2 separate regions of the Homo sapiens genome follow, and region 2 is linked to region 1. A link is a loop called in an ENCODE intact Hi-C map of the cell type or tissue named here. Cell type or tissue: OCI-LY7. All regions are shown on one strand. Each heading gives the region's core, and the rest is flanking DNA. Links, peaks and the distances in the headings are about the cores only.

Evidence for each region. Peaks named below come from ENCODE experiments on the same cell type or tissue, not always from the same donor. Only the 100,000 strongest peaks of a DNase experiment are listed, where the experiment ranks them.
Region 2: a loop joins it to region 1, with 2.5 times the contacts of the local background. A loop is called at or near these places in 1 of 110 quality-filtered maps.

Annotation. Positions count from the first base shown.
Region 1 is chr19:55,806,924-55,812,306 of GRCh38, forward strand. NLRP11 (NLR family pyrin domain containing 11) reads right to left here. Exons shown (of 10, transcript NM_001394894.2): 3 at 1,846-3,415; 4 at 930-1,091. Among named protein-coding and RNA genes, the nearest start is that of NLRP11, 22 kb to the right of the region's middle. RefSeq lists enhancers at 2,580-2,874, 2,772-2,821. In OCI-LY7, for the core only: CTCF peaks have their summits at 1,540, 2,728 (motif pointing left) and 2,931; a DNase peak (open chromatin) is centred at 2,698; H3K4me3 peaks cover 2,405 bases; H3K27ac peaks cover 1,100 bases.
Region 2 is chr19:55,943,631-55,949,013 of GRCh38, forward strand. It overlaps NLRP8 (NLR family pyrin domain containing 8), which reads left to right and starts at 4,202. Exons shown (of 10, transcript NM_001433706.1): 1 at 4,202-4,639. The coding sequence starts at 4,273. In OCI-LY7, for the core only: CTCF peaks have their summits at 1,019 and 2,369 (motif pointing left); DNase peaks (open chromatin) are centred at 281, 961 and 2,381; H3K4me3 peaks cover 221 bases.

The DNA of each region.
Region 1 (5,383 bases), core at 286-5,285:
GCTCAAATCTCACTTTCTCTGTGGAACTTATTACTACAGCCTGTACCCTCCCACACCCCTAAATACCCACTTATGCACCCTGACCTTGCCATTCTTTTCCCCCCGTAACACCATTATCCTAAAATACTTTAAAATGCGTGTACTTATTATGTCTGCCTATATTCTGTCTCATCAGATAGCAAACAAGGAAATTTGTCTTTTTTCCCCCCATTGATATATCCTAGTGCTTAGACTAGCACCTCAAACAAAGTAGGCATTCTTCTTGAATGAAAATAAAGTTAACTCCTGGGCTTCCAGAATCCTAAGATCATATATGTTGATGTGTACTGAATATTTTAGTGCCATTTCCTATAGAGCTATTATAAACTCAGATAAATACTAATTTTCCCAGTGACTGTTTAGGCAAGTACAGCTGCTTTTCACCTGATTCTAACGCATTCTGTAGGAAAGAAACTGTTAGACTCCTACCCTGACCCATTTTTGCTTTCTTCCTTAGGATAAACCCACTTGTTACTATTTCTTCCTGATTCCAAGAGACTACTTTCCCAGTCCCCCTTTGTAGTTATATGAAGCCGTATGAAGACAAGGTAAACAGGCCAATGAGATGCAAGCAGAAGTGATACAAGAAAGAGTTTTGAAAAGACTCCATCAAGGAAGCTCCTGAAGCTTCTAGATAAACCTTTCCTTCTCCCTTCTGTTGCTTCCTGCCTTGAAGGCAGCCATGATGGCTGGGACCTCAGATGCTACTGTGGCCTAAGGTCATCTTTATCATAGACACACTAAAGATGGTTGAGAAGTACAGAAGGAGCCTAGGCCCTGATGAGCCTGACCTGAAAGTGTGTTTTGTATATTGTCTTCTCCCAGAGAAAGAAAAAGACCACCGTTATTCCTAGGGGAACCTCTAAGGCAGAGGTTGATATAGTACTTACTTGAGTGTGCGAAGTTTACAGCTAGAATGCTCCAGGGCTTTAGACAGAATCCTTTCTGAAATACCATTAAGGTCATTGTCAAAGATATGCAGCTCCCGGAGGCTCTCCATTGTATAAAAAAGAGAGCAGATCTCTCTCCAGTAGACAAGGCTCTTCATTTGACTACATAGAAGAAAAATTGAGTTTTCCAATGGAATCGATTCAACTCCAGCAATTTGTAAAACATGTAAATTAAAGTATGTTTTGAGAGTGCCTGTTGTCTGACTCAGATTTAATACCATGCAGCAAGAAATAAAGTAGGGTCAAACATGAATGAACAACACTCAGATCCATTAAAGTAGCTGGTGATTCCATATTCTGATAAGACACATCTGAGTGCAGGGCCTTTAAATGCGAGATTATTAAATATTTTTAAACTTCAATATTAAAAATCAATGTTGCATGTTTTGTGCTATCATGAATACTCCTATAATGTAACAATACAAGGTTTATTTCTTTTTAATCTATACAACAGATCTGAAGAAATTAGGTTAAACCACTGGTTTGCAATGAGGCAATTCTGCCGCTAAGCAGACATTTGGTGATGTATAAGATTTTTGTTGCTGTCACAAACGGGGAAAAGGGGACCCTACTGGCCACAGGAGAGACCAGAGATACTGCTAAACCTCTTACAATGTGCAAGATAGACCCCCACCACAAAGAATAGCTGGCCCAAAACTTCAACAGTGCTGAGGTTTAACTCAAACTTTGAGTTTAAACAGAAGCAGAGAGATTTAAGTCACTGGTCTAATTAGAAGCTAGATTGGAAGTCAAGTTCTTCATGGCCCCGAGTTTGTCTTGTTCTGGTCAACAAGCTCTAGAATTATGGGCAGGTCTTAGGAAGACAGGAAAGAGGATTTATTTTTTAAAGACTCACCTAGCAGTTGGCCTTATAAGTGGCTCTTTGTTTTGAAAGATGCGCTGAACACTCAACTTAAGTGTCCTCAGGTGACAGCAGTAATCCAGACAGTATAATGAGACCATCATATCCTTGTCTGATTGAAGGTAAACTGTAACCTCCATGAGAGCATCCACAATCGTCTTCACAAATTCTTCTTCCCGATTCTCATAGAGACAGTAAAACAAAGGCATATGGTGCGTCAACTTTTCCGGGTCACGGTCCAAATGTTTCATGTATCCCACCGAGTACCACTTGAAGCTGTCTACCATCGGTAGCTGGTATCCAAAGGATGTCTCAAGAATCTTTCTCCTGTTTGCATTTAGAAGACCAAAAATGAAAGTAAACACTTGATTAAAGTCAGAGTATTGTTCTCTCTTCTCTTTATACTCTCTGCTGCCTGAGGGGATCAGATAGTTGGGTACTGCCATCAGAAATGCAATGGCTGTACAAAACTCCTGGACGTTCAAGTGTATGAACTTGTAACGGTCTTTATGAGTGTTGCTCGGCAAAAGAATATTCGCGGCCTGCAACACAGAGACATCAGCCTCAGTAAACCCAACACATCTGAGGTCTTCACCACTGAAATTCAGGGTGCTCAGAAACAGTCCTCCTGCAGCCAGCAAACACAGACGTTTTAGGAGACCTAGGTGATACTGATTGGCAGTAAGTCCAGCCTCTGATGTCAACGCATCAGCAAGAAAGTGGGCATGTAGATCAGTGGGTGTTTGGCAGCAGAGCTGGAAGTCACGCCCCTTGTCCATCTGCCGCTTCAGGACAGTACACGTGATCCAGCATAAGATGGCGACTCGGCACAGACCCACGAGTATTTCATCCTCATGTACAAGCTGGAGGGCTGCCGACGCCCTCTGGCGGTCTTTAAAGAAAGAGTTAAAATATATCTCCCTCTTCCCATTCGACAGCTGCAAGGTCGTGCAGCAATCTACCTCTTTCAAGAACGTTTTTACATTATTCCCACGTGTGGGCCTTGAGGAGATGAGGAACCAGCAGCCTGGAGCCATTTTTCTCTTCAGCAAACTGACCAGGAGAACTGGAATGGGAACTTTCTGGGTGCTGTTACTACACAAAGCACTTTCATTGACATTTAACTCGAATCTTATGTTGTCCAAGTCCTCGAGGATGAAAAGGAGTTTCTTGGGATCAGACAGGATGTCTGCAATGGGAGCCTGGCCGTCAGGCCAGTCCTTGGCGATTAGCTCAGCCAAGCTGCTGTTGGTCATCTGGTTTATTTCGTGAGCAGTGAGGTGAACGACGTACGAGATCATGTTCTGCCACATCTCACCCTTGATCCACCTCAACACAGCCAGATTTATAACAATAGTTTTTCCAGATGCTCTCTCTCCCATCAGGAACACATTGAGATTGTTTGCTGAATAATAGCTGGTAGAATCATAGGCTAATTGAAGTATGTAGAACACATCTGACGAAACGTCACGAAAAAATTTATAATGAAATTTTCCAAAAGTGTGACTTTCCCATTGCAGCATGAATTTTCTCCTCATGACAGCTTTGCATGCCTCCTGATTGCCTAATCCAGCGAGTACAGGGCAGAAAATACAGAACAAAGATGAAAGTTCAAGATGTAAAAACAGTTTTAGCTTCTTTTCATGTTTACAGTAAAAATATAGTAGAAATTTTTACTTACTACTGCTTATCACAAAGATATAGGTACAAAGATATTTACCATCATGTTGCTTGTTTTTGAGATGGAGTTTTGCTCTTATTGCACAGGCTGGAGTGCAGTGGCACGAACTGGGCTCACTACAGCCTCCACCTCCCAGGTTCAAGCGATTCTCCTGCCTCAGCCTCCCAAGTAGCTAGGATTACAGGCGTGCACCACCACACCTGGCTAATTTTTTGTATTTTTAGTAGAGACAGGGTTTTGCCATGTTAGCCAGGCTGGTTTCGAACTCCTGGCCTCAGGTGATCCACCTGCCTTGGCTTCCCAATGTGCTGGGATTACAGGCATGAGCCACTGCGCCCGGCCCATATTGCTTTAAAGGAAAAAGGTTGAATAAAACCTATTCAACTCATACAGTGGAGTCGACAGATCTGTTTTAGCTTTGTTCTTTATCCTTCAAGGGCTTCCCTCTCATGTCTTGGCATCAAGAACATATTTCTTTCCTTTTTGGGGGTTCCTTAGCGTTTTAGGTAGCCTTCAATTATGTTTCATTTCATACCCAGTTTTTCCTTTGAGGCAATAACTCGAGTTCAGGGACTGTTTCCTGGTACGTATTCAGCTCAAAGTATCTATTACATCTTGGCCCATCAGTCATGAGTTACACGTTCATCTTCCCTTCTATTTTTTTGTTTATGCATATCATTACTGAAATCCTGATCATTTAATGAACTACTTAAGATAAATGAAATTGTATGGAATAAAGTTAAAATTTATCGTAAAGGGAGTCTTATTTCTTGAGAATACACAAGATTGCACTCCCACTGCAAAAACAAACAAAAATGTTAAGACATAAGTATAAAGCTGTCATAGAGGTATGATACAGAAATGATCCAAATAAGTGAATTCCTAGAGGGGGATGACTCCTTCCTTAGTGAGCAGATACTTGAAAATGTTTTTATCCCTGGGTAAGGGCAGGCAAAAGAGGGAGCCTGGCAGCATGGAAGAACTTTGATGGGATAAATAAAAGCCAATGATGAACAGCTGCAGCAGGGCTGGTGTGGTGGACCTGAATGTACTGGAATGTGGCACACTGGCTCCCCCCCAGTGGAGATGAGCCTGATGGATCAACGGGCCTGATCCCACCCTCTAGACTACCAGGGCTGCCTAGTTCCGACCTAGCACATCTCAACAGCCTGGCAGAGACAGGACTTTCTCCTTACTGTTTTTATCTATGACGTTTAGTATACAATAAAAAAATTGAGATTCAAAGAAGCAGAAAGCCATGGTGATGAGTATGGTTCATGATTATAAACCATGATTCATAATCAAGAAAAAAAAATCTTTGGAAGATGTCTATTTAGGTGTTTTTCTTTTTGCCAATTTATTGATTAGGTTATCTGTTTTCTTGTTATGCAGTTCCTTATATACTTTGGATATTAGTTCCGTATCATACATAGTTTACAAATATATTCTCCCAATCCAGGAGTCTCTTCACTCATTTCCCTTTGCCATTCAGAAGCTGTCCAGTTTCACACATGTACACACACACACACACACACACACACACGTAAGAGAATAAATATGTGAGATAATAGATTTGTTAGCTTCATGTCAACATTCCACAATGGAAGCATATCAAAACATCACATTGTCCCATATAAGTATGCATAACTATTTGTCAAAAGTAAAATTAAAAAAAAATGAATAGAAGCATATGTACGGATAACCCAGCTTTTGGAATTAGGAGGTAATTTTATAATAAGTTTCATATTATGCATATATCCCCATATATTAGGTATATAGAGTATAAGAATCAGATGGATGCTCTGTAACTTAAAATATACACTATGCAAAACAAAGAATTCATTGGAATGG
Region 2 (5,383 bases), core at 273-5,272, 140 kb after region 1:
AATCCTTCTAAAAATTATAGACGTCCCACGCCAGTCCAATCAGGTCCTGTGTGACCTCTTGAGATCACCTCCACTGTCTTCCCCTTGCCCATTCACCTCCACTCACCCTGGTCCTGCTGTTTCTCAACAGCTCCAGGCACGTCCTGGCCATAGGGTGGTGGTCCTTGCCCTTCTGTCTGGAACTCATCTGATAGCCACACAGCCCATTCCGTGACCTCTTACCTCCTCCTCTCCTCCAAGCTTTTGCTCAGACATCCCTGCTTCAGTGAGCCCTTTCGTCAGCCTTTTACAAATCGCAGCAGGCTATTTCTCACTTCCTGTTCTCTCTCGCCTCTCCTTTTTCCCATGGTGTGTATAGTCTTCCATCGCATCAGTGTGCTCCCATGGGCATGCACACATAAATAAACTTCTGTTTGCTGTGATTTTGTGAATCTGTCTTTCATGACCCCAATGTACAAGCCTCCAGCCAATGAATCTAAGATCAATAAAGGGACAGAGAAAAGCTTTTCCTCCCCTACACTTTATTTTCATTCACTGAAATCTTAGCCACATGAGGACAACAATTTTTTGTGTATCTTTTGCTCACCAACGTATCCCCAGTGCCAAAAATAGAGAGTTTGGCGTAATATTTGACACTGGGATATTTCAGTGAGTAAATCCAGAAGGACTGTGTTATGAACTGAATGTCTGCGTCCCCCCAAAATCCACAGGCTGAAACTCTAACCACCAAGGTAACGGTAGAAGAAGGCAGGGACTTTGGGAGGTGATTAACTCATGGGGCCAGAGCCCTCATGATTGGGACTCCAGCCCTTATGAAAGAGCCTCCAGAGAGTTCCCACACCCCTTCCTCCATGTGAGGAGGACACAGCAAGAAGGTGCTCTCTATGAACCAGGAAGCTGCCCTCACCAGACACTAAATCTGCCAACCCCTTGATCTTGGACTTCCAGCCCCCAGAGCAGTGAGAAATCAATGTCTGTTGTTACTAAGCCACCCAGTGTATGGTATTTGTTATGGCAGTCCAAACAGACTAAGACAGACTGGCTTGTGCACACACCATCTCACATGTGCAAGTGTATCTGTAAGGTGCAGTTTTTTTGTTGTTTTTGTTTTGTTTTGTTTTGTTTTGTTTTGTTTTTTGAGACAGAGTCTCACTCTGTCGCCCAGGCTGGAGTGCAGTGGCGCAATCTTGGCTCACTGCAAGCTCTGCCTCCCAGGCTCATGCCATTCTCCTGCCTCAGCCTCCCAAGCAGCTGGGACCACAGGCATCTGCCACCATGCCCGGCTAAGTTTTTGTATTTTTAGTAGAGACGGGGTTTCACCGTGTTAGCCAGGATGGTCTCAATCTCCTGATCTTGTGATCTGCCCACCTCAGCCTCCCAAATTGCTGAGATTACATGCGTGAGCCACCACGCCTGGCCTTTTTTGTTTTTGTTTTTTTTGAGATGGAGTCTCGCTCTGTTGCCCAGGCTGGAGTGCAGTGGCGGGATCTTGGCTCACTCACTGCAAACTCCCCCTCTTGGTTTCAAGTGATTCTCCTGCCTCAGCTTCCCAAGTAGCTGGGACTACAGGTGCATGCCACCACGCCCAGCCAATATTTGTTTTTTTTTTTTTTTTTTTTAAGTAGAGACGGGTTTTCACCATGTTGGCCAGGATGGTCTCAATCTCTTGACCTCGTGATCCTCCCACCTCAGCCTCCCAAAGTGCTGAAATTACAGGCATGAGCCACCACACCTGGCCTCAGGTTGCAGTTTTAGGAGTAGAACTACTGAATTCCATGGCAGTGCACACGATTGGTAGTATTGTGAAAAGGCCTTTCAGATAGGTTCCCCCTGCTTATGTTCCCTTCAGCAGTGAATGAAAGTAAAGCAAAACGATGATGTAACTGCCAACATCCTCCCTTGCCCTGCAAATTTCTTTTCTTTTCCTTTCTTTCTTTCTTTTCTTTTTTTTTTTTTTTTTTTTTTTTTTGAGACAGGGTCTTGCTCTATCACCCTGGCTGGAGTGCAGTGGCATGATATCCACTCATTGCAACCTCTGCCTCCTGGGTTCAAGCAATTCTCCTGCCTCAGCCTCCCGAGTAGCTGGGATTACAGGCACCCACCACCACGCCCAGCTACTTTTTGTGTTTTTAATAGAGGCAGGGTTTCACCATGTTGGCCAGGCTGGTCTGGAACTCCTGGCCTGAAGTGATCCACCTGTCTTGGCCTCCCAAAGTGCTGGGATTACAGGCGTGAGCCACCGCACCCAGCCAGTCCTGCAAATTTCTTAAAGCTGCAGCTCACTGTGGCTGGAACGTGGTCAGCAATGGTCATGGAATAAGTAGAGGTAGAAAATGTGTGACTGTGTTAGGCTCCTCCATGCAGCGCCACCCACTGGACGGAAGGAGCACTAGCAAGAGTCAGCCACCCAGGAGCATATCACCTTTGTCCTGGGACCAAGCCCAGCTACTCTGGACCCAAGGGAGGACTGAGTCAATTAAACAAGTTTATCCAGATGTTTGGGTGTCACATAAGTTATAAGAGGGAGAAGTGTTAAAGAAGAAGCTATTGGCCAGGTGCAGTGGCTCACACCTGTAATCCCAGCACTTTGGGAGGCTGAGGTGGGTGGATCACTTGAGGTCAGGAGTTTGAGACCAGCCTGGCCAACATAGTGAAACCCCATCTATACTAAAAATACAAAAAAATTAGCCAGGCATGGTGGCAGGTGCCTGTAATCCCAGCTACTCAGGGGGCTGAGGCAAGGGAATTGCTTGAACCAGGGAAGTGGAGGTTGCAGTGAGCCGAGATCACACCACTGCACTCCAGCCTGGGAAACAGAGTGAGACTCTGTCTCTAAGTAAATAAATAAATAATAAATAAATAAACTATTATTGGAAGTTGGGGCAGGGGGGACAAAAATACACCCATGATCCTTTTTATTTTATTTCTTTTTTACATTTCTTTTAGATACAGGGGTACATGTGCAGGTTTGTTATATAGGCAAACGTGTTATGGGGGTGGGTTTGTTGTACAGGTTATCTCATCACCCAGGTATTAATCCCAGTACCCATTAGTTATTTTTCCTGATCTTCTCCCTCCTCCCACCCTCCAGCCTCTAGCAGACTCCAGTGTGTGGTGTTCCCTCTATGTGTCCATGTGTTCTCATCGTTTAGCTACCACTTATAAATGAGCACATGTGGTATTTGGTTTCCTGTTCCTGTGTTAGTTTGCTAAGGAATAATGGTCTCTGGCTCCATCTATGTTCCTGCAAAGGTCATGATCTCATTCTTTTTTATGGCTGCATAGTATTCCATGGTGTTTATGTACCACATTTTTTTATCCGGTCTATCACTGATGGGCATTTAGGTTGATTCCATGACTTTGCTATTGTGAGTAGTGCTGCAATGAACATACACAGGAATGTGTCTTTATAATAGAATGATTTATATTCCTTTGGATATATATCCAGTAATGGGATTGCTGAGTTGAATGGTAGTTCTCTTTTTAGGTCTTTGAGGAGTTGCCCCACTGTCATCCAGAGTAGTTGAACTAATTTACACTCCCACACACAGAGTATAAGTGTTCCTTTTTCTCTGCGACTTCACCAGCATCTGTTATTGCTTGACTTTTTAATAATCACCATTCTGACTGGTGTGAGATGACATCTCGTTGTGGTTTTGATTTGCATCTCTCTAATACATGATCCATTTTTTAAGAATACAGCATCTGTTATTGCTTGACTTTTTAATAATCACCATTCTGACTGGTGTGAGATGACATCTCGTTGTGGTTTTGATTTGCATCTCTCTAATACATGATCCATTTTTTTAAGAATAAAAACTTTGTTGAATTTGAGATCACTTTTAATCTAATGGAGCCTTCTAACCAACCATATATTTTCTAGATTTTAGCTTCACTGAATTATTTTACCTGCTTCTAATTTTTCTTTTCGCTAAACCTTTTGTGAAGGCTTTGATATTTTGCTTGCCTCTTCCCCAAAAGAAGTCATGGAGAATAGAAACTACAAACAATCCATTAGTCTAATGGACTAATCCCAAACATTCCATGCATCTTCAGTTTTTCCATAGGGCAGAGAATCTTTGAGGAAAGGAGGTAAAGGGAGTACCCGGCACGCAGAATACCTGCCAAGTAAGCATTACACGAATCTGTTTTCTTGGGTAGTGTTTTCATCTTCTTGTTTTATTGTTTTATGTCTCTGCAGGTCTCGTGTTTCTCTCTTCCAATCGGTTGTCTTTATCGTGGACACTGAGGTGTTCTCTGCCTTGACTAAAGATGAGTGACGTGAATCCACCCTCTGACACCCCCATTCCCTTTTCATCCTCCTCCACTCACAGTTCTCATATTCCGCCCTGGACATTCTCTTGCTACCCCGGCTCCCCATGTGAAAATGGGGTCATGCTGTACATGAGAAACGTGAGCCATGAGGAGCTACAACGGTTCAAGCAGCTCTTACTGACTGAGCTCAGTACTGGCACCATGCCCATCACCTGGGACCAGGTCGAGACAGCCAGCTGGGCAGAGGTGGTTCATCTCTTGATAGAGCGTTTCCCTGGACGACGCGCTTGGGATGTGACTTCGAACATCTTTGCCATTATGAACTGTGATAAAATGTGTGTTGTAGTCCGCAGAGAGATAAATGGTGAGTGTTGATCTGGTGGATAAAGTGGGGGTGGGCTTGGCTGCTGGGCAGCTAAACTACTCTAGTCACCACCCCTATCACTTATTGGCCTTCTGAGCAAGAAAGCAAACAGTGGAGGAAGATAATGGATCTAACCCAAAGGCAAAGACTGTCATACGGGCATTTTTTTAATTTTATTTTTCTGAGATGGGGTTTCGCTCTTCTTGCCCAGGCTGAAGTGCAATGGCACAATCTCGGCTCACTGCAAACCCCGCCTCCCAGGTACAGGTGATTCTCCTGCCTCAGCCTCCTGAGTAGCTGGGATTACAGGCACCCACCACCATGCCTGGGTAATTTTTTTTTATTTTTAGTAGAGACGGGGTTTCACCATGTTGGCCAGGCTGGTCTCGAACTACTGACCTCAGGTAATCCGCCTGCCTTGGCCCCCCAAAGTGCTGGGATTGCAGGTGTGAGCCACTGTGCCCAGCCCATATGGGCCTATTTTTTAAAAACTTAACTGAATACTGCTTATATGAGGTGAACGTTAAATGAAGTCATAGAGAAGTAGGAAGTAAAATAGTGGAAAAGCATATGCTATGGAAACAGCAGAAGACAGCTGGTATAGCTATGGTGATGTCAGGAGTGCTATATTTAAAGCAAGAAGGTTAAACACTTTAAAAGGCCATTTCGCAGCAACAAAGGGTGAATCCCACTGGAGGATATTGTAATCCAAAACCTCATCTTCAATATGAATAAAGCAGAGCT